3 separate regions of the Mus musculus genome follow, and regions 2 and 3 are each linked to region 1. The links are chromatin loops, found by intact Hi-C in ENCODE. Cell type or tissue: heart. All regions are shown on one strand.

Region 1 (8,000 bases):
TGAAGATTCCAGTTCATTGGATGTGGTGAGCTTATTTTATTTTCTGCAAGTTATTCTCTTTGTATCAGAGAGTTCCACGGTCGTTGGTTATAGAATTTGAGTTATGTTCTTAACATTGTGACTGACTTCTCTCCCAAATCTGCACACAGTTTAGACTGAAAATGAATGTGTTGAAGCATCACCAAATGCTTTTTTATGCAAATGGCCTAACCTATAGTCCTCTGTGCTGCCACGGGACACCCAGCCTGGGGCCAGCGGTTAGTATTTGTTTTTATACTACAGTGTCTTGAAGCCTGTGTTGTCTCAGCAATATGCTGTATTGGAAACAAGAAACTAAACAGTGCATTTCCAGTAACCTGGCATCTATTTTCATCGCATTCCAGAAAAAAAAAATGAGCCCCTGTGACATTTCTTCGGTTATGATGATCAGCAAACTTGCTTGGCAAATGGTAAGTGGATCTGACCAAGGTATCAAATAAAACCAACTCACCATTCCTAAAGATCTGAACATTTGGCTGAAGGTCCAGTATAACCAGGTGTTTATAATTTAGTTTTTGTTATTTACTGGGGTGAAGAATATGATATCTACCTGTTGTGATGTATGGCTCTACTGGAGAGGCTGAAGCATGAGCGCTGCTTGAGCCCAGGAGTTCAAGACCAACCTTGGCAACGTATCGAGCTCCGTGTTCACAAATACACAAAACAGCTAATAAACCAAATAACCCCTGTCCTAACAATAACAACAACCAAGACAAAAATCTAAAATCAGGTTTGTGGTGACATTGTGACTTGGGTAAAAGCCCCTTTAGTTTTTACTTTCTCAACTGTGGTTTAACAATGAACAGCACCCTGTTTTAGAAATATAAAATAAACGTCTGAAAAGAAAAACAAAACAAAACAAAACAAAACAAAACAAAAAGCCAAGTTTGCTCAAGCAAGTCTACTCTCCTATAAACCTTGCAATCGATCCAGCTTATGTGTTAGGGGCATGCAATCCATTGATGATAATTGTTTCATGAAGGTAAAATGTAACATTCAAACACCAATTCATAGCTACCCGGTGACAAGCATGTGACAGTTAAATATTAATGTCTCACATGAATACAATTTGAGAAATGAGCTGAAGTTAAATAATACATATTGTGTCTCTAAAAGGGAAGTGGTATGATGATTCACCAGTGGAAGCCAGACACAAAGCTCCTCCCACTCCCAGGGAAGACAGGTGGAGTCAACATTTAGCACATTGTCGTACTGTTGATATCTTTCCACTATTTAGCAAATGAGAACGTATCTTTTGTCAATTCTTCCCCCAAAGCTGTGAGAAGACCTAGTGTTCTCAATAAACAGAGAGCATCAAAGCTAGCATGCTGCAGTATGTTATGGGTCCTTTATCTTTTCCTGTTTTTGAAAGTAAAAATAACAGATTTAGTCATTCGGTTGGCAATTTTAGTAAATTTGGAATGTACAGGTTTTTTTTTGTATTTTGTTGTTGCTGTTTTTGTTTTTGTTTTTTGTTTGTTTTGTTTTTTGGTTTATGAGACAGGGTTTCTCTGTATAGCTCTGGCTGTCCTGGAGCTCACTTTGTAGACCAGGCTGGCCTCAAACTCAGAAATCCGCTTGCCTCTACCTCTCAAGTGCTGGGATTAAAGGCATGTGCCACCACAGCCCGGCTGGAATGTACAGTTTTATATGTTGATTTAGGCATGTAAAAAAAATCACCTATGTGCGAATGTCCCATATGAGATAACCATACACATGCTTGTGTGGGCCTGCATACACACGAAAGCAAAGAGTTCCACTTCTCTGGCAATCTTTTGGCCCTTTCAAGATGACTGCTTAGAGCCTCAAGCGACTGAATTGGTATTCTTTGTTTATCCTTTCGTCATCTGAATTTATATTTATCTTCCAAAAGACTTCTTTTGGTCTTCAGATTCCTTTCCCTCACAAAGTTACCCTTGTTTCCCAGCTCCTCCATTGCTTGCTCACCATGCTTTCTCACCATTTGGGTTTGTTTCTAAATCCCCCTCCCTGGTGATGGGCAAGCTGAAGAAAGGCTTGTGTTCTCACCCAGCAACACTGAGCACCTAATAGGCTTGGTGTGCAGAACTAGTGAGCTAACACAGCAAAGTGTACCTCGAGACTGAAAGAAGGAGTAAGTTGGATAACTCTTTGAACACTGAGACTGCCCTGGGATGTGGCAATGCCCCATGATGTGAAAAACTAAACGGTGGTATCTAGGGTCACACGTGTCACCAGGACCACCTTGAGGTACCAGCGTGAAAACTATTGTGACATTGGGGATGATTCTTTGAATGAAGTGGGTAACCTTTAACACAAAAAACATTTCTTGGAGGAGTGGGCTAGTTCCCTTAAGACAAGTTTGAGTGCTTAAAAAAGCTTATGATGCATCTTGAACGTGAATAACTTTACAGACATCCCAACATTCGATTGGTTTCCATATTTCTTTTTCTTGTAACTAGATGGCATTTGTGTGTGTGTGTGTGCTTCATAAGTGAAACAATAATGTAATGGCCTATCCCCTTGTTTCATAGCTTAACATTTTATTTGTTCGTGGTAGATGTTCAACCCAATCATTGTAAACACTCCTGTCTCCCCTGGGTTCATGGCTGCCATTTACCAATAGCAAGACTTGAGTGGCTCAGTTCATAGCACTGTTTTACTAAAGTCTGCCCTTCTCCAAGGGTCAGAATGTAAGCGCTGTTTTCTCTGAGATCAACGTTTGTTTTGCCCAAGCACAGATGGTGACTGAATAAAAGTCAATGAAAGGAGGAAAGGACCTGCCCAGAACCACAGGCACGAGTCACAACAGGCCCTGGAGAGAGCAGCCTATGACAGGAAGTGGCCTTCCAGCCCCCACCTCCACACTCAGCTCAGCCTTCTGCATGGAAGGAAAAATCACACCCAGGAAAGAGGCCCTTGCTTCCTTCTGTTTAAACTCTCAGCCGGGACTATTATTCTAAAGAAAGCACACTGCCCTTCAAGATTTCTCAGGTCTTGTTACCCTTGGGAACTAATGTAAGCGTTTTCTCTGCAAATGGGCCCTGGGAAATAGGAAGAGCAGAGAGCAGGTGGCAAAAACTTCTGTAAGCTTCAGAATCAACCCATGTGTCCCCTCTCACCAGATGTGCAGACAGCTGAGGGTAGCAAACAGGATACCCGCAATGAAGGCCAAGGGGATGGCCAGAAATACGGTCAGGAACTTGTACATCACATATTTGCTGATTTCAAAGAGAGCATGGCTGCAGATCCACACTTTGTCAAAGGAGTGTGTAGTCTCAGGCTCTGCAATCAGATCCTCGAAGCCTAGCTGCAGAGACAAGATGCAAGGACTCATGACGTCATCCAACCTGTCGGGGATAGGGTCGGGGTGGGGAGGGAACGAAGTTGGTGGGGGTGGGGGGTGTGGTGGCAGAAGCACTCTAAGAAGGGGAAGTCCGAAGGAAAGGCGACCTGGCTAGAGTATCTTCAGCTTTTCTTAGAGTGACACTGGGCACACAGGAGTTGGACACTGTGTGGCTGTTCAGGGAGCCTGAAGGCTGTGGGACCAGGGCAGAGTGCCAATGGAACCAGCATTAGCAATGGGACCAACCCCCACTGTTGGGGAGAAGGTCAAGAGTCATCCTCCTGCAGCATACAAGGGACCCTTAGCAGCCTCCAGCCTAGATGAGTGATAGCCCAGCCTGAAACTCACCTTGAGATGAGAGTTGAGCTGGTGAGGATCCCGGTCGTGACTCGAGTCAACATACTTCTCAGGATCTGCGTAGTCAACGCCACTGTGGTGGCTGTAGGCGTCATCGGCCATGAAGAGCTGCACATCGGCCTTCTCGGTCTCCAGCCCCATCGTGGCTGGCGTTGCAAGAGTGGCTCGGTCGTTCGGTCCCTAGGCAGCCCTGCCTCCCCTTCCCGTGGCGCTCAGCCCCGCCCCGCCTGGCTTCGCCCTGCCTAGCCTCGGGCTGCCCGGGCGGCGGCCGCTTCCCGCTGCCGGTTCCCGCTCCCAGCCTTGGCTGGCCGAACCCCGCCCCGCCCCGCCGGGCCTGCGGGGAGGGAGGGCACCTCTCCAGTTGTTTGCCAAAGCCCCAAGGAGCCCGGGGAACCGGCTCGATGAGTCATCTCCTGGCTTGGTGAAGCCGGGCAAAGCAGACCTCCCGGGCCACTTGGCTTGCAGTCCGAACAGGGATGCTTAAAGGCAGACAGATTGGTCAGGGAGGTGTGTGTACTGGAAGAAGGTCTGGAGGTGCTAGGGGGCAAGCATTAGGGAAGTCTACATGCATCTACTGGTTGGATTAGAGTTGTGGCACCTGCTCCTCAGAGCTATCCTGAGAGAATGAGATGTTAATTCCTAACTTTTACTTGGTCCCCAACTCACAGCAAGCATTGTAGCTGAATCGTGAGGCTAAGGCGTACCTTGTTGATAGATAATGGACTGCAGCAGCCCTTTCGTTTTGTTTTTGTTTCCCCAGAGTTGGTTATGTAAGTTGTTATAGGAGTTTGTTGCCATCATACCCCAAGGATAGGTCTGCTCTTCTGCCTCCAAACTACAACTAACTTTGGATTTTCCCTTAAATCAGGATTTTGTTCAAAGACTGCAGGAACTAATGCCGTGCAGACAGGTCTGTAATGCCATCGTAGGAGCAGCATAAACAAGCATATAACTACATCATGGTACATGGATAAGCCCGCTGACCATTCTCTCAAGAGCTTCAGTAGGGAGGAGTTGGCATAAAGAGTTTGCCATCTGGTAACCTAAAACTTTGCCTGCGCGAAATAGGAACTTGGTGAGTATAGATATGGAATGATGCTTTCAGTTTGCCCAGACCCCAAACTATAGTACCAAAGAATGGGCATTGCTCTGGACAGCCGGCTTTAGAGCCTGCTGCACAAATCAAATCCCTTGTAGGAAATGGATTTGAAGGTTTCTTTGGAAAAGGAAAGGCTATTTGGGGAGTAATACAAGTTACAAAACAACCAACTAAACAACCTGGGAACTGATCGGAGAACATATTTGGAAGGCAAAACTCTAAATGTCATAGTTGAATAGGGAGTGTATCTTCTTCCACTGCAGTGTGTGGGTCATCATGTCAGTAATGCAGAATGGCGCAGGGTTGAATCCCACGTCCTGGAGGCTTCTTCTCTCGCCCCCTCACCGAGTCCCGTTACTCAAGCTTCCCCCTCCCCCTGATTATACTTTTCCTTCCTGGTTTTATTTAAATCCTTTTTAATTCGAAGGGGTGGTATAGGCCTTACACTCACTGTTTTCTCAGCACTTCACCATCCTGCATTCATTCGGACTTTCTGAGAATCAGATAGGGTCTAGATGCTACGCCCGATGGCAGGAGTTTGAAGGGGAGGCCTTCATGTTGATTTCCAGGGTTTGGAAGAGACAGTTTAGATCCATTTAATCTTTTTGTAAAGCTTACATTTCCTCAAAGTTGTAAGGTCTTTCTCAAGAAGAAGAAAAAGCATGGCTGCAGTCAGGGTGGTGGCCAGACATCTAACCCTGGGGCTTCATCCCTTCCAAGTCTTCCAGATACCTTCACATTTCCATTGTCCTCCTTAGGACAATTGAAAGACCTATTGCAAATAACTGCTGAGTTTTCAAGCAGTGGAGACAGGCCATGGAGAGGTAAAACTGCCATGTCTTTTATTGGGCAGTTACAGTTAAAGATTCATTTGTAAAATTATAGGTATTTATAAAAGTTGTCTCTGAAGCCCATGATAAAAATAGAACCTGACTAGAGTTGGCGTATGCCATGAAGAATTCAATAGAGAAAGACTCACATACTGACTTACTGAATATATCCCTCTACCATGGGTTGGGACTTGATGACACTCTTATTTTTAATAACATGCTTGCCCGGTTCACTATTTTAATTCAAGTTTTTTTTTAAGCCTTTCTATAAAATGATTTTGTTTATCTTCTTAGAATATTCTTATACTATGGCAGCTACCATTATTTTGAAGGGGATTAAAACAGCATGATTCTACACAGCAAAGATGGTCTTATTCATGCTAAACTGATAGATTTTCTAAGAAAGAGAAAAATTAAAGAAGATGTTGCAGCCAAATGGCCGAGTCCACACTAGAACTTCCAGTGTGCGGGATTATCCTCCAATGAGCCTCAAAAGCAATTCAATTATAAGGAAGGAGACGTTAAATTTCATATAAAATCAATGCTGGTGCTGTCTTTTTCTAGCTATTATCATGTATCTTGCCTTCTAATAAGAGTTTTAGGTGTCATATTAAAATTATGGTGGAGTACAACTTGATCATAAATTAGTATTTGTGAGTAGGATTTCGTTCCTTCATTTTCTCATTACACTGTAACAAAGATCTTTTTTGGCTTATTGTAATGTGTTTATGGATACACATATGAATAAAATCAGTTTTTCTCTTTAGTTTTCTTCTCAAATCACAAACACATCTTCTAGTGTCCCATATTGTTCACATACAGCTCTACTCCTTGGTTATTCATGGAACTGGTTATTCATGGAAATAATTTCTTGATATTTAAAGCACTTGGGTTAAAGGAGGCTTGCTCAACTTCCAAATTATTGGCATTTTCAGCCAGATCACCCTGTGCTTTGAGGGCTTATCCCAAGAACTGTACATTTAGCAACATCCCTGGCTTCTGCCTCACTAGCTGCAGATAATACTGCCCAGTCATGACAACACCAAATGTTTCCAGACATTGCCAAATGTCCCCTGAGGACCCAAGTCACCTTTCCCTGCCTTTTCTGAGTCCGAGAACCATGGAATTCACCATTATTGAACTATGTCACATGAACAGGAAAAAACCCGAGGCCTCACTGCCCACTAATAAACCCTCGCTTAAGACAAAGTTTGAAATTGTACTAATAATTTATTAGAAAACCCAATTCTTAATTGTGAAACATCTTTGTAGCTACAAAAAAGCTAAGTCCAACATTACATATAAATTTATTTTAAAAAGTTAAATATAAGGACTTTATCTATTCTTTAAGTTTTTCAAAATAATTAGCATTCAATATTTCAATATAAGATTGTTATTGTTTAAGAGATATACAGACCTATGAAGAGACTCCCAGAAGCAATGTTCAAACCTTGTCTGTTTGCCATACCCCCTACACTTTTCTTCACAAATGTATGGGTTGTTTAGATGATTATATCTAGAAAACGATAAATTTGGGGATGTCTTGATCCTTCATATTTCATCTTAAGACCATATTAAGTTCTGGGATTTTTGGCAAATCTCACCTATTGAATAATTTCCCCAAATTTTAGGTGACTTTAATTGAGGAATCCATGTCCCTGTTAGAAGAAAACAAAGCAGCCTTGATCAGGGTTTTGCTGTTACAGAACAAAGTTTGAGAAATTTGGAAACACTGTTACTTCTTCTTGTTTGAGCAGATCTCTCTCCATGGCATAGTGGATTTTGAATAATAGCTTAATAGTTATTATTAATAGCTCCCTAGGTTTTTGGTTTTCTCCGTGCATGTGTACGTACATGCGTGTGTGTGTGTGTGTGTGTGTGTGTGTGTGCGTGTGCATTTGTGTTTGTTTCTCATACCTTTTCCTCTCCTCACTTAACCCTCTTCCTCCACCATCTCCTGACATCTCCTGACAATGGACCCTGTCCCCTGAAGTTTAAAAGATCAGATAGAAGGTGTTTGTCCTTAAAGTTCTTCAACTGTCACACATGTGAAATGGTGCCAGATACTCAATGAAAGTTTCCTCAGGTTTTGTTTTGTTTTGTTTTACATGCCATCTGTCTTTTTTTTTTTTTTTCTCCTGTCCCTTGTAAAAAATCTTGCATCCATGACCAGGAATTTCTTGTTTAATATTAAGACAGACTAGCTTGTTTGGGATTAGTGACAGCTAAATTTTTTTTTTCTTCAAATAGGACTCCCTGCCCAAAGAAAAGTCATACACAAGAATATTCAGAATTACTTTTTGTGTGAGAAAACCTAGCTCTTAGAAATAGCAGGGCACCTGAGCTGGGC
Region 2 (8,000 bases), 83 kb after region 1:
TGACAGCCTCTAATTTTAGAAAGCAGGTTTTCAGCCATCATGAGAATTATAGAACTGAAAGAACAATATATTTGTACTGTGACTCTAGTTCTTCGGGTTCTACACGAAGGCTGATTGCTATGGGTTCAACACAGAGAGTGTTCTCTGGCAGGCTGGCTCTCTATTCTCTACAGAATGTCCTAACATGGATGTGACTTGCCAACAGCTAATTCCAACTTAAATGAATGCAAATGGAAGCCCAGACTTCTATCCAGAAGTGGAGTGAGTCAGGGATTTCAGTGAGGCAGCTGGCTGTTTATGCAATAACTCATTGGATTCCCGCTCTGTGTGGCATTTTCTAATTTACCTGAATTTTTTGCCTATAACCAGTGATATTCTTAGAGGGGGTAAGAGAGAGTGGGGAGAGGAGAGAGGGAAGAGGGGAGAGTGGAGGGGGAGAGAGAGAGAAAGAGAGAGGGACAGAAAGAGAGAGAGAGAGAGAGAGAGAGAGAGAGAGAGAGAGAGAGAGAGAGAGTATGTGGAAGGAATTTAACCATGAAGATCTTATCTTAATCTTTTACCCAAGGTCTTGGCAGTCTCAGGAATTATATTGTAGTCTTGAGCCTTCTGTGGCCTGGAAGCTCTGCTGGATGAGGCAAACAGATGGGAGTGGATTGGAGATTTTTCCTCTTTACCTGGGAAAACACGAAAAAGATAGGGGGATTGGAGTCGAGTTAGAGGAATAAATATCCAAATGCCTTATCAGGTAAAAGAATCACTCGAAATAAGAGTTGCTCTCTAAGTACACAGCAGCAGTTTTTTTTTTTTTAATAAGGGCTCCAATAGCTTTTAAGGACAGAGGTAGAAAAGGATACAGTCCACAGAGCAGCTGGAGTTCTGTGATGTCAGCTACAGTGGCTCAGAATTCTCGGTTCCCCTCATTGGTGCTGGTAATAAAGTTTGTCTGAGCAAAACCATCTCCACCTGTGAACAACAGAGAAACTGAGGTGTGATACGTTTCATTGTATTTACAACACAAGTAAAATGTACAAATACTTAAAATGGTCCACCTTCCTTATGGAGGATAATTTTTGGACTCAAAATATTATTAACTTTTGTGTCTAGGGAGATGACTCAGTCTCTAAAGGGATTGGCATAAGCTGTGAGGTCCTGAGTTCAGTGCTGGGTGTGTACCACAATACAACTGGCTGTGGTGGCAAGTGTATCCTATATATTCCTATATATTCTATATATCCTATATCATAGCACTGGGTTGATGAAGCCAGAAGAGTCTTAGGACTTTGAAGCCATCCAATCTAGCCAAATTATCAAACTCCAGACTTGGCTAGAGACTATCAAATAACAATAAAAAGGTAAGCAATACAGAAAGACACCTAATGTTAAATTGTGCCCTCCAAATGTGCACTTACTTAGCTGTGCTCATACTGTGCACATACATGCACATGCGTCATACACACCCAGATGGAAACCTTATTCAATAAATGGTTTCACAGAAACATCAAGAAAAGTTGATAGATGAAATTAAAACCATTGCATCCTGGATAACTTGGGTGGATTTGATGTCACCATATGTATCTGACAAATGAAAGGGAGGGGGTCAGAATCAAAGACGGAGATATGACCTACATAATCGGTGACAGAAGATGGGGCTGGGTTGCAGGGGAGGCAGCAGTTACTAGCTGGAGAACTAGGCAGCCTCTAGAGCCAGGGAAAGGTAAACAGAGAATCTCTGGAGTCTCCAGAAGGTAAACAGCCCCCAATCGCCTCTTAATTTCTGTCACGTAAAATTTATTTTAGTTTTCTTTTCTTTTGCACTAAAAGGTAGTACATTTGTTCTGTTTTCAGTTTGTGATGATTTGCTGAAGTGGCAAAGCCATGGCGGAAAGGGCTGGACCTATTGAGAAACAGAGGTTAGCACTACTAAATGTGATGAGGATGCTGGGGCCTCTCGTGCTTTCTGTCACTGAAGGCTGTCTATGTCCCCAGACAAGTGGGTCTGTGCATGAGTGCTCCAACCCTTCTTGACTCTACATTGGTCCTCTTATTGTTCCCTCTTCCTGAAACATCTTTTTAATCTGTTTAAATGCTTTTTCAGCCAGGAGACTCACTTGTTTTTATAACCACATTTTTGTCTTTCAGCTCTCAGAGTGGTTGTTTAATTGAGAGAAAAATTACCTACCTTGCCACAGCTGAGGAAAACATATTCCTTCTATAGGCAAAAATTTGAGGTATAAATAAGCCCTAAAGGTAGCTGTTACATAGAGCCGAGATAAGCAAGTTCAATCTCAAATCAGTAGAACATTTGGTGCGCAGCTATTACTACAAGGTATGCAGGGTGTAGGAGAGCAGAAGGAGTTTCGCTTCCAGAGAGCTCCCAGCTGGCAAGCATGACAACTGGGGACTTGAGAATGCAGGGCAGTGTGCAAGTGGGACTTCACATCATAATTAAATGGAAAGACAGGGCTTTGATATTATTCATATCATGCAGGAAAACCTGCGAGTTCTTTTTCATTTCATCACATATGAGATAAAAACGTACAAATTAACATGTAGTTCCCAACTTACCATAAGAATTAAAGAATGTGGCATGACTCATGAACTTATCAATCAGTTCAAGAAATATAAAATATATACTAACTGCTGTGTATAAGACATATATTTATGAATGAAGCATTCATGCGTCTTATATTGGAGCAGTGAATTCTCTTTTCTGTGAATCCTCAGATGGCCTCTCTGGTTTATTAAGTCTCTGAGGGAGCCCTGACAGTCTGAACAGATTTTTGACACAGGAAACCCCATCACCTACCACCATTCAGGTCCTCATTAATCCAGTATGATCTGGATTTCCTCTGGAACTTTCCCTTCCTCTCTCTTTAAAGCCTGGTCTCTATTTCCAGCACTCTGAATCCTGCCTTAGTTGCTAGAGACAGCTCGTTTGAGTCATCTAAATCTGTTGTGCTACAACCTATAAGATATACTCAGCTATGGACATTAAAAAAAGAAGGGAAAGAGAAAGAGGAGGAGGAGGAGGAGGAGGAGGGGAGGAGGAGGAGGAGGGGGAGGAGGAGGAGGAGGAGGGGGAGGAGGAGGAGGGGGAGGAGGAGGAAGAGGAGGAGGAGGAGGGCCTGAGTAGTCTGGGAGGAGGGAGGCAGGCAAGGCAGAGATGCCTGTGGCTCTCCATAGGAAGCTCACCTCTCCACCAAAAGGAAGCGGGGTAACCAAACACATCCGTGCTTGAGATGTGGGTTCAAATCTCACTTTAAGGCAGCAGAGAGTGCCTGAGGACTGGCTCCCCTACGTGAGTATAGACAGAAGCAACCTGAAGCTGGACTTCCTGTCATTTGGATCTGTAACTTTTCTTTTAAATGGGATGTTTCCTTTCCCTGGGGACAAAGGGAAATTCACTGACTTTTCCTTAACGGTCTTTATCTCTGCAGTTAAGTTCCTACCGTCAGAGCTTTAGCTTCTCAGCAGCCCTGTCCTCTAGGTTTGCAGAAACTCTGGCTCTTCCTTCCACGACCATGTTTTTTTGGAAAGGTTAACTGCGCATGTGTCCTCGGCTGCCTCACCGATTGCTCTTCCACAAGCCAGTCCTTCTTCTGCCAGTCTGCGTTCAGCTTTCATTTGTCTGCGAAAATTGTCTCTCAACTACTAAAGCGTTGCCAACTCTCCAGTTTTAATTGCCCATGCATATTTCTGCCCCTCCCTTCTGCCTCAACCGAGTCCCTGTTCATCCCTAGGCCTCTAGATTTATTAAATTCCTTTGATTTTTTTTATCTAGATGTGGAGTTAGTGAAATTATTTTTCTTCTCTTTTCTTCATCCAAATATAGATATTTTCTCTGTGACCTTGCTTTGACCCTTTTATTCCCCCCACCCCACCCCCATGCCTTAGCAGCCCCAGGCTTGCAGAGAACACTAGGTCCAAATCCTTAACTATGGCAGGAACCTGTCCTGTGTTCTCTCCTCATTGTTTCAGCTCCAGGACACTGAAGACAGTGTTCACTCCCTTCTCTGGGGCATCTGAAGGAATCCTAACAAATCTCACAATCGACGCCTCTCTTTCCAGTGATGCAGTTGGAAATAAAATATACAGGGAACGCAATTGCTGCCGTTTATCATTTTAACTGTCTCTGCGGGTGATGTCTTAACAACATTCCATACACACTGTTGATTGTGGGACGCAATTCAGTCTTCTGTAACTGAACATCAGAATTCAAGAGTTCAAACCCCACTTCTAGGACTTTGGTCTGAGGCGCAAATCCCTCTAAATGCATTTACTAGGCTAAGATGGAGATTTACTGTACCTTCATTTCCCCACGTCTTAGTTTTCTTAGCTTGAGAGGTGCTTTTCTTCTTCATCCTTCTCTACAATATAGCCCAACCTCAGTTTCCCTTTCTACTCCTCTCCCCCAGTCCTCCGCCCCAGTACCTCCTGTCTCCCCACATCCACTAGTCCTCCATTTCCTTCCAGAAAAGAGCGGGCTTCCCAGTGATAATCAACCAACCTTACATAACAGCCTACAGCAAGCCTCATACTAGGGCTGGACAGAAGGCAACCTCTTGTTTGTGAGTTCTCCTCTGAATCTCACAATTCTCTCCGTCCCAGGCAAATTATCACAACAGTGAACGATTTCCGAACTTCCCCTTTAGCTTTCCCATCGCATCACCACCCGGTCTTTTATTGCACAAACACCAGGTCTAGAAATTGTTTTCCTCTCAGCTCTCCAGCTGCTGCCTGGCCAGGCACTGCGTGAGGCATTCGCGGCTGACACAGGCAGGGCTTCCTGTCCAGAGCAGAAAGGAAGCCGTGCTTTTGGATGAACCCTCATTGTCCAGGGCTGGAACAGCGATCACCCGGCAGTGATAAGGCCCTTCCCAATGCAGCCGCACGAATCTCACTAACCTTGTTAAGGAGAAGAGGAAAGAAGGGGCGTTCCTAAAATGACTGGGAACACCGTTTGCCAGCCCCGCATATCCCAGCAACCAGAAGAAACGAAAACACACCTAGTGGTCAGAGTATTTATCTTGCCAGGGTTTCTACCTCCTTGGTTTGCAAGGGGAGTAGAAAATGACACCCTGCCATCGAGCCATTAATTACAAACAAAAGAAGGAGTGGAGAGACTTAATTTTCAATTGACTATCGGGCTTGATGATGTGTTCTGGGCTGTGTGGTTCTCCTCTCTTATTTCATTGAAACCCATTGTTGAGCAATCTCCACAAGGGCCATGTAGTTGTCTCCTTTTATTTCACTGTTAGGTGCTCACCACCCTTTCTTTTACATTCTTGTTTCCTTCAAGTGGCCTGCTAGATAAAAGGTGCTCTTTTGAAGGTTTGTTAAATAGATGCTGCCTACAGAGAAACTCACATCATTAGTCTGTCGTCCTGCACCCAAAAATATACTTGGTAGAAGCACTTTCTCAATTATCTTAAGATGTATACGTGTTAAATAAAAAAAGTTCCTGCTTTTCAAATGATAATAGCTAAATAGATCAATTTCCTCCACTGTGTGTGTGAGTGTGTGTGTGTGTACATATGCTTTCTAAGTAAAGAGATATAGATCCTCTTCAGCGACAGGGAATGGCAGTGTTTGCCCAAAATAAGTGTATGTAAAGGTGGGAAATTTCACATGCACACATACATAACCTGGTGTAACTAGCTGGCACAGATGCCAGCAAGGTGGATACCTTTAACATCCTCATCTCTTAAATTATCTACACATCATGGTGATTTGAATGAGCAACATCTCCCACAGGTTCATCCATATAAACACTTGGTACCCAGCTGGTGGCGCCATTCAGGAGGTTATGGAACCGTTATGAAGTAGAGCCATGCTAGAAGATGTCACTGAGGGTAGGCTCTGAGAGTTTACAACCTCACCTGAACCAGCTCTAGTTGGCTTTCTCTGCCAACTGGAGTTGAAACCGTGATCCCTCAGATGCAGTTTGGCTGCCAGTTGCCGTGTCTACACTCATTGTATGGACCCCTCTCTCTCCAATCATAAGCCAAAATAGACGGTTTCTTCCTCAAGGAGTTTCTTGCCATGATGTTTTATCAGAGCAACAGAAAGTAACTAAGATACACATGCTAAGAGGAAAAGCATTTTCGGCAGAGTTTTCAGGATGCACTTGAGAACATCTTAAATATGCTTCCTAAGTTTTCCCTCTTATTAGCAGTCATTTTCAAATGAATGTGACCTGAGGAGGTTAAACATGTTCAATCAGAGACATGGTTCACTGGATAAAAGTGTGTAATGCTCTTGCAGAGCACCTGAGTTTGGTCCCATGCACCCACAGTGGGCAGGCAGCCCAATACTGCCTATAATTCCAGCTCCAGGGGACCTAACACACTCTTCTAGTATCCATGTGCACCCATACTCATGTGCACACACACACACACTCACACTACTAAAGATACATTTTTATTAAAAAAAAGTAACAGGAAATTCTTTTGTTTTAGTGGGGGGTTTTGTTGTTGTTATTGTTGTTGTTGTTTTTAGTGATGGTAGCACACTGCTATATAAAATATTGAACAGTATCTGGAGATGTGTAGTTGAATTATGCTAGCTGTGTACACACATCCCTAAACCCTTACTGAGGCGGTATAGATATCTGACATGAAGATCATGTGCTCAGGTCAGGTCTTGGGATTGTGTTTCTTTCCTCACAAACTGTGCTGTTCTCCCTAATAATCTTTGTCCATTTCATCCCTTTTCCCCATCCTGAAAACGGGACTATTATACTTAGCAACTCAGCCTAGTGACAATTATATCACAGCCTGTGATCTCAGCAGCATGGGATGGAGCTGTTGTTATTGGTTTCGCTCAAAATATGCAATCAACAAATAAATATATTCCTTAATCTTGGAATAATTGCACGAGGTTGACTAAGGATACAATCATCTTGTGGGGTAGAAGCCACAGGATAGAGTTTCTCATTCTCTTATTGCTGTTTAATGAAGCTTAGCAGGAGGATATTAACTCTCCCAGATGACAGCTGCCTATTTTTAGCTATAAACTACTCGAGATTGAGGAAGCCCCTTTGCCTATCTCAGGTCCTAAGTGCCTAGCACAGAGTTTTAGCATGTAGTAAGTGTCAGAAGCACGTTTCCTGAAGTTTAGAATCTTGTTCTGAGGCTATCCTATCTTTAAGTAGAGCAAAGAGATTCACAAGAGAGCTTCTGGTTTTAGATGTTTATTGCTAGGTTTCTAGAAGCACATAAGTATTTTTAGTTGTTAGAACATTATGACAAGATCACATTTTAATTGTCTTGAGCCACAAAAGTAAATTTGGTTAAAATTGTAGTATGAGCACATATAATATTAAAACTTCAAGAGGATCATGTTGTAGTTCAAAAATACATATTATTTGAAATAATGCCAGTGTCTATAAGGCTAAGAATTCTCAGGTGGTACGTACCTAGATTTCGAGCAGTGCTTTGACAGTGTTTGACAAGCTTATGCTCACTCTCTCACTCTATTTCCTTTATCCAGACAACAAGCCTGACATTCACTGTTATTTCCTCTTAGAATAAGAAGAAACTGAGTCACAGCTAAAGTGCTTCATTGATTAGGATTGTACATCTAACAAAGCCATTACTCAGGGCACCGGGATTCTGGTTTGGGGTAAACAGTCTGTCTTTCTGAAGCTTTCCTTCTGCATCTATAAAATGTAATCACGGAACCCACCTTTTAAGGGTTATTGTAAAACTGACATTAGCAATGATAAATGATTGACATTAAGTAAACGATGCCTGGAATTCAACTGTAAAGGGCCTACCTTGCTCAGTGGACAATGTCAAGAAATCAGATGGGAGTGAGAGAGGAGATATGACATACAACTGAATGAACGCTGACCAAACTAACTGAGTTACCCGAAAAGGATACACAGCATGGGATATAGGTGATAGGGACCACAAGACAGTCACTTGAAGATCTGGAAGACTAGGCCTACCTTACATGTCTTGGAGACCCTTGGAGAGAGATCACCATATGATGTTGTG
Region 3 (8,000 bases), 57 kb after region 1:
TTTTAAAGAAAGAAAAAAAAGAATAAGTACAAAAGACAAGACAGTAGGGAACAAAAGACAGCTTGTCAATGTCACTTATATTTCCTCAGATGATGGGATGAGATGAGAGTCGCACCTAAGCTAAGTGAGTGCACATCTTGGCTTGGTCTGAACCCAGGGCATTTCTTTCTCTGTTCTAACTATCCCTAGGCCAAGGCCCGAAAGCATTTAGCCTCCATACAATCTAATCTTCCCAGATGACTGATTCAAATTGGCTTCTCTTGGCTTCTCACTGGATTGCTCTGCTTGAGCTCAGGCAATTTGTTCTAATCTTCTGGCTCCTCTAACACTCTGGCTTTCTCTACCTCTGCATGAACTCATGAATCCACTCAACAAATGAACTCAACTCAACTCCCTAGACTCACTGAGTTGTACTCAACGGAACTGAACTCAACAACTGAACGGACTGGGTGAACTCAACTGAGCTCATGAACAAACTGCTCCCTCTCTGCTCTGATCTTAATTATCCCCTCTTTCCCGTCCTCGTGAGAGCTAGGCATACCCTAGTGTCTTTCTCTGATTTGTCACCTTAACTCTTAATTAGACTTCACTTTCAAACATGGCTGCTTCCTTCTACAAACTAGCCTTACCTTCAGTGTTTAGGATTAAAGGTGTGTATTAAGGGTGAGTCTATTCTAGCCAGATCATACCAGAGGGTTGTGGGTTGGCATCCTGACCTTCTCACGCAGAATGTGGAAATGCTAGACTGCGTTCACCCAGCACAGCCACTGTCTGGTGCTGGGCTTTAGGGAAGCACTGCAACACCAACCACGGGGGAAGGAAGCACGGCCTAGGATGTGGGAGACCAAAGCTGGGTTTTCCCTAATTCCCAGGCATCCAGTCACTGCTGGGGTTTCACACAGAGGAGTCTGGAACTGAGGTCAAGGGTCCCTCAACCCGCGTTGAGGACCCTGGGGGCCGGTGGCTCCCAAACTCCTGGCCATCCAGGCACCAGTGGATCTCGGGGAGTTCAGAAATGGAGTTCGTGGCTCACAGGCTGAGGATGATAAGGAGCCCAGGGCCAGGGGAATGGGGAACTCTAGCTTAGCTCATCGGTGAAAGTCCTTAGCTTAGTGGCAGTTGTCTGGGAGTGGCGGGCGGGGGCATCTGTCAGAAGCATAAGCAGCAGCTTTGTAGCTGAAGGCTTTCTACGTGCCCCCAATGGTGGTTTTCGATAAGAGAGACAGTCCTTGGCTCCAAATTGTTTACTGATTGTTCATCATGGAAAATGTGTGCATACCAACTCCTCAGGGTGGACCAGAGATTAAATACCTTTTGCAGGAAGGGATGTCCGGGAAGGGAAGCTTATTGACTAAACCCTCGGGGCCTCTAGATACCTCATTAGCACGGAGAACTATGTTCTGGGCTACGTGACCATTGTGGGGAATGTGACCACTTGTTCTGGGCCAGGAAGTTAGTAAGGAGCAGAGAGATGCCTACAGTGTGTGTGGGGTGGGGTGGGGGCAGGAAGTGCCTGGATCTTGGGAGGACACACTCAGCCTTACCAAGTGTCCTGGCATGGTTCAGTGTCCCACAGACGGTGTCTGCATTCCAGCTGGATCACATAGACCTAGAAGATCTTTGAATATGAACCCTTGTCAGAGCAGCCGTGGTGCTGGATTAAAAGACCTCTACAACAGCTTATATGAATGAAGTGATGGGTTTTCAAACATGGCTTCTTATTTACCAAATCTGTATAGGTAGGAAGACAAAGTTATTCAAACCTACCTGATGTGCTTAGCTAAGGCTTATATTCTGCCTACAGATGTGATTTTTGAATGAGACCAAATATGGAGATTTTTCTAAGATAAAAAAGTATCTAAACCTCTGTCAAAATTCAAAATTCAAAGTGTCAGGTCAAGTGCAAGTGGTCTAGTTTACATCAGGGAGACGGGGCTGGCTGTGCGTCAGCAATTTGTGATGAACAGAGCCTGGAAAACCTTGGAAGGGTTGTAAATTCTGCCACTTCTGGTCAAATTCTTTGGACCCCTTTTATTTCAGTAGATGTTTCTCTACTCGTGTGTGTGTGTGTGTGTGTGTGATGTGTAGGTCTCTGTGGGTGAATGTCTGAGTGTGTGCATGTGCCCATGTGTGTCTATCTGTCTCTCCCTGTGTGTGTGTGTGTGTGTGTGTGTGTGTGTGTAGCATGTGCAGGTCTGTGTGGGTCGGTGTCTGAGTGTGTGTATGTGTCTATGTGTCCATGTGTCCATGAGTGTGTGTGTGTGTTGTGTAGGTCTCTGTGGGTGGGTATCTGAGTGTGTGCATGTGCCCATGTCTGTCTGTCTGTTGGTCTGTTTCTCTCCCTCTCTCTCTCTCTCTCTCTCTCTCTCTCTCTCTCTCTCTCTCTCTCTGTGTGTGTGTGTGTGTGTGTGTGTCTGTTTTGTTATATGTGTGCCAGAATACTTACCTGTGCTGCAAGTGTCCTGGACAAAGGTTGACTTCTCCAGCACTGTCCACCTTGTTTATTGAGATAGAGTCTCTCGCTGAATCTTGAACTTACTGCTTCATCTGGACTATTTTAGCCATAAAATCTCTCCTGCTTCTATTCTCTAGTGCTAGGTTATAGAGATGCCACCTACTAAGGTATCTCTCCAACCAGTTTTTTTTGTTTGGATGACGTCACCATTTTACTTTGTTTTGGGATTTCATCCAGGGTCTTACCATGTTCCCCAGGATGGTCTGCCTTGGGTTCTTGAGTGTTAAGATTATAGGTATGAACCAACATGCTTTCCAAGATGGTTCCACTTATACTTATTTGTTCATGACATTCGAGATCTTTCCTCCTTCCAAAGTCTGAGGTTTCACTTATAGCAACCAAATCTTCACACTTCCCACATATGGCAACTTCTTACCAGTTTTCCAATTCAACTTACCATTTGTACTTATCCATGTCATATTAGAGGGTCAGTTATCTCCCACTATTTTCAGTTTATCTTTACGATTATCCTCCTGATGTCATACGACTCGAAGTTCCACTTAGTCTATTAAGGTTGTGGCTACACTGGCTGTGAGCCCAGCTAAGAGGAAAAAATGCCGACTTCTAGGGAGTGGAATTTCTGAGTCACACATCCTTGCCCTGCTTCTCTTATACAGATGTATCCTCAAAGGATGGGGGCCATTCTGAAGAGGCATTTCCCTGTTTGGACCAAGATTCTCGAAAACAATTAACCATTTAATTTATCCAAAAGTTCTTTTTCTTCCCTCCCTCATTAGTGGTATTACAGGTTCATTCCAGGAGACTTTAACACAAGTGCCATGTAATTTTCTAATTGTCATTGGACATTTAGAGTTGGGTATTCCAGAACGTTCGGGAACTGCTCTGCAGGGGTTAATTTTGGGGGGATCAGATGTTACTTTAGGATTGAGGGAGCCACCTGCAAAAGCTCTCTGTAGGATGTAGGCTTTATGGGACCTAGGTACTGTCATGTCTTGAATGGCAAATCATCTCAGTGCTATTCCATGCCCCATAAAGTAGTGATGACTAAAAGACGCTTGGACTCAGCAGAGGAAGAGAGCTTTTATACTCTAGGCAGATTTTGCATTTGAAATATTCATATATGCGTATAGCAGCATGGTTCTACATGTCAGGTTGTGGTTCTCTGTTCTATTGCTGTTATATTTTTACATGCTGCTATGTTTTAGTAGTCCATAAATACTAAAATACTTTATGGCAAAACCCCTCTTACTAAAATCCCTTACACGTTTAACATTATCTTTTTGCTTTGATTTACTGATGGCCTCTCTAAAGACGGCACTATGACCCTTGACCACAGTGACAAGTCAGAGGCTCCCTTCAACTCTCACCTGCAATCTGTCATACTCCAACCCTGACCCACACACTAAAAGCACATGCCTGGAGAAAGAGAAAGATTCTGTGACAGAGCATTAGAAAACAATTCAGAGGCTGCTAGAGAAACATTCTGTGTGGGATACTTGTTTCTTACTGTGACAGACAAAGTATGAAAGAGCTGAACCTTTTACTGAACCTTCTTCAAGGCTGATTAGCTGGCTAGGACTTTAAAGACTATAGTATAATATCATTAGGATTCATTTCATTGCCTTTTTTTTCAGCAGTTTCATTTGGTTCTATCCTTGGTCTCTGGACCGATCAGCCTCTACTTCCTGACCTTCCACTCAGTGTCAGGCCACAGCTCCCTCTTATGGCAAGGGTCTCTAGTTGGTCTAGTCATTGCTTGGCCACTCCAACAAGTTCTGGGCCACCATTACCCGGTACATATTGCAAACAGGATGTATTGAAGGTCAAGGGTTTTGTGTCTGGGTTGATATTCCAGTCCCACTGTTGGGAGCTTTGCCTTATTATAGAAGATGGCTGGTTCAGGATCCATATCCTCCATTACTAGCAGACTTTGCTAGGGCCACTCTTGTTGTTTCCAAGGAGTTTCCACTGCACTTGTTTTCTACAATGCTCCCTAAATTTTCCAGCTGTCTCTCCCATCCCTCCCTCCGTTTCCCCACAACTTGAACCCCCCTGTTTGCATCCCCATTTGTCCTCACTTCACACTCAAAATCTATTTCCTGTTTCCAGCGAGATGCATGTGTCCCACCCTTGAGCCCTTCATGTTACTTAGCTTCTCTGAATCTATGGATTATAGCATGATTATCTTATACTTTTTAGATAATATCCATTTGTGAGTACGTACCATGTTTGTGTTTCTGGGTCTAGGTTACCTTTCTCAGGAGGATTTTTTTTTCTAGTTCTGTCCTTTTGCCTACAAATTTCATGATGTGATTGTTTTTAACAGCTGAGTAATACTCCATTATATAAATGAACCCCATTTTTTAATCCATTCTTTGGTTGAGGGACATCTAGGTTGTTCCCAGTTTCTGGCTATTGTAAATAAAGCATTTATGAACAGAGTTTAGCAAGTGTCCTTATGGTAGGATAGGGTATCCTTTGGGTATATGCCCAAGAGCAATGTAGCTGGGTCTAGACGTAGATAGATTCTCAATTTTCTGAGAATCCTCCATATTTTTCTATAGTGAATATATACGTTTTCATTCCCACCAACAGTGGAGGACTACGCCCCTTTATCCACATCCTCAGCAGCATGAGCTGCCATTTTTGGTTTTGATCTTATCCATTCGGACAGGTAGGAAGTAGAATCTCAAGACAGTTTTAATTTGCATTTCCCTGATGTTGAACATCATTTAAGTGTTCCTCAGCCATTGGTGCCTAGCCCAGTCGTCACCAAGGAGACATCAACCAGCAACTGATGGGAGCAGACACAGAGACCCACAGCCAAATACTAAGGAAATCCAGTGGAGCCTGGATAAAGATGAGCAAGAAGAATTCTAGGAGCCAGAAGGTGTCAAAGACCTCAGGAGAACATGGACCGCAGAATCAACTAAGCAGGGCTCATAGAGGCTCACAGAGATAGAAATGACAATCAAGTAGCATGTATGGGTCTGAGCTAGGCCCTCTGCTTATATGTTATGGTTGTGTAGTTTGGCTTTCTGTGGAGCTTGTAACAGTGTGAGCAAAGACTGTCTCTGATGCTTCCCTGCTTCAGGACCTTTTTCCTACTATTGGCTCACCTGGTTCAGCATTGACATGAGAGTTTGTGCTTAGTCTTATTGTAATTTATGCCAGCCTATTTTTTTCTCTTAAGGGAAACGGGAGAAATAGACCTAGAGAAAACAGGAGGTAGGGAAACTGGAAGAGATGGAGGCAGGGGAAACTGCAGTTGAAGGTGTAATGTATGAAAAGAATGTAAATTAAAATTAAAAGAAAAAAAAAGAACTTTTAAGATCCTAGAGAGTTTGGATTGTTATAGGTCCAGGATTAAATTAAAATTTATCCTGGGCTATATGTTAGCTCCCCTTAATGCCACTCCTTTTCCACCCTTGTGTTTGATCTAACACCCTCGTGAGCAGCAGGTGAAATGTTTGAGATGGACTCACTTAGCAGACCCCTGACTATCCTGTGGGCAGCTTCACCAATGCGTCTACAATTGTTTTTGAAAAATGTCTTGATTCTTTGTTCTGTTACCAGTAAAACTTGATGACACTGCCTTTCCTTTGGAACTTGGGCTTTGGGGTGACTTCAGTATGTGTTCCCAGACCATGGTCACTGATTGGGTTCCAGAATAAACCATCTCTTTATTCCCTTTGAGATTAGAGTTGTGTTTTTGTGTGAAGAAAAGCAACTTAAGTAAGACAGTATTTATTTTGTTTCACAGTTCAAGGAGGGATACAGTTCATCACAGTACAAGTCATGGTGACAGGGCCATGAGGTGACGGGTCACATTGCATCCACAGTCAGGAAGTGGATAGTGACAGATGATCCTACTACGCTTGGCTCCCCCTTTCTATTAAGTCCAGGGCCTGAACAGACAATGGTTCCCACAGTCAAGGTGAATTTTCCAACCTCAGTTACCCTAATCTAGATATATCCTATTCTAGATAATCCCTTGTAGAAACCTGTAGGCTAAGCTAATATAGACACTTTTTCACAGGCATACTGCCCAGGCTTATTTTCCAGATGAGTTTGTTAATATGACAGTGTTCACCTTCAAAGACACCATGGCAATATGAAGGGCTCAAGAAGGTGATACTCAACCAACTTGGAGGCTTTAGAAAGACTCCCTTCCCACTTGGTTAAAAATTGATTCTTTCCCCGAACAACATATCTGTTATAATTTCTTCTTCCTCTACTCTACTCCTCCCAATTTCTCCCCACATTGGTTGTAATTGTTTCTGCATCCACTCCCTTTCTGACTCTCATTAGAAAGATAACAACATAACCACAAAATAAAATATAATAAGATAAAACAAAAACCTTAAGATCAATGTTGCATGGCACAAACCAACAGAAAGAAAAGAGTCCTGAGAGCATTTACAAGAATTAGAGACCTACTCATTCACATACTAAAGAGTCCCATAAAATTACTAAACTGTTAGCTATTATATATATAGATATAGATAGATATAGATATAGATATAGATATAGATATAGATATAGATATAGATATAGGTATAGGTATAGGTATAGGTATAGGTATAGGTATAGATATAGGTATAGATATAGGTATAGATATAGATATATACATACATACATAAGGTCTGCTGTAGACATGTGCAGGCCTTGCACTTGCTGCACCAGTCTCTGTGAGTTTATGTGAACCTTGCTCAGCTGATTCAGAGAAACTTGCTCTCTTGATGTCTGCCATCTCCTCTAGTTCCCACTCTGCTTCAACCTCCTCCTCCTCCAAGAGTTCTCTGAGCTCTGAGGTGAAATATTTGATGGAGACATCCCATTTACAGCTGTGTTCCAAGGTCTCTCCTCTCTCTCTCTCTCTCCCTCTCCCTCTCTCTCTCTCTCTCTCTCTCTCTCTCTCTCTCTCTCTCTCTCTCTCTCTTTGCTTGCACGATTTCTGGCTCTGAACTTGTTCCTATATGCTTCAGGAGGAAGCCACTATGATGATAGCAGGATAAGGCAGTGATCTAATGAGAATAACAGAATGTCATTATGAGTCATTTTTACATTTATTTTTAGAGCAGTAGTATTTGGTTTTACTCTAGGACTCTGGACTATCTAGTCTCTGGTTCTTGATCACCCAAGCAGTGTTAGGTATAGATTTTATCTCATGGAGTGGGTCTTAAGACGAATCAGACATTGCTTTGTTACTTCCATGAGGTAGGTACCACCATTACTCTAGCATATTTGGCAGGCAATACATAATTGTAGACCAAGGTTTTCTGGCTGGGTTGGTGTTTATGTTTCTCTTTTGCTAGCCTGGAGAGAATTTTTGTGTAGCAAAGACACTCAAACATGTGGGTGAAGGTTTTATATAGGTACCAGCTTGACCTCACCAGTTCAATGAGTTGCATGGGTGCTGTCTTTGACAATGGGGCCTTGCTGTCAGTTCGTAGAGGGCAACATATTACTCTTACAAATTGGGTTGCTTGGGGATTTCCATGATATCCTTTTGGCCAACTAT

What was found. Hi-C counts contacts between places; a loop is a spot of excess contacts. Peaks named below come from ENCODE experiments on the same cell type or tissue, not always from the same donor. Only the 100,000 strongest peaks of a DNase experiment are listed, where the experiment ranks them.
Region 2: it touches region 1 in a loop (7-fold over the local background); 5 of 42 quality-filtered maps call a loop at or near these places.
Region 3: it touches region 1 in a loop (2.8-fold over the local background); 4 of 42 quality-filtered maps call a loop at or near these places.

The regions. Positions count from the first base shown.
Region 1 is chr6:17,277,223-17,285,222 of GRCm38, reverse strand. It overlaps Cav2 (caveolin 2), which reads right to left and starts at 4,038. Exons shown (of 3, transcript NM_016900.4): 1 at 3,713-4,038; 2 at 3,141-3,328. The coding sequence starts at 3,862. In heart, no CTCF peak of the experiment used is centred here; DNase peaks (open chromatin) are centred at 2,882 and 4,032; H3K4me3 peaks cover 1,866 bases; H3K27ac peaks cover 1,835 bases.
Region 2 is chr6:17,194,696-17,202,695 of GRCm38, reverse strand. D830026I12Rik (RIKEN cDNA D830026I12 gene) reads right to left here and starts at 4,945. Exons shown (of 3, transcript NR_102305.1): 1 at 4,906-4,945; 2 at 561-963. Gm52892 (a long non-coding RNA gene) reads left to right here and starts at 3,125. Exons shown (of 2, transcript XR_003956407.1): 1 at 3,125-3,298; 2 at 3,438-3,780. In heart, a CTCF peak has its summit at 4,994; a DNase peak (open chromatin) is centred at 4,785; H3K4me3 peaks cover 468 bases; H3K27ac peaks cover 1,390 bases; H3K27me3 peaks cover 3,096 bases.
Region 3 is chr6:17,220,137-17,228,136 of GRCm38, reverse strand. No RefSeq gene overlaps it. Among named protein-coding and RNA genes, the nearest start is that of Gm52892, 25 kb to the right of the region's middle. In heart, a CTCF peak has its summit at 4,199 (motif pointing left); DNase peaks (open chromatin) are centred at 1,426 and 3,066.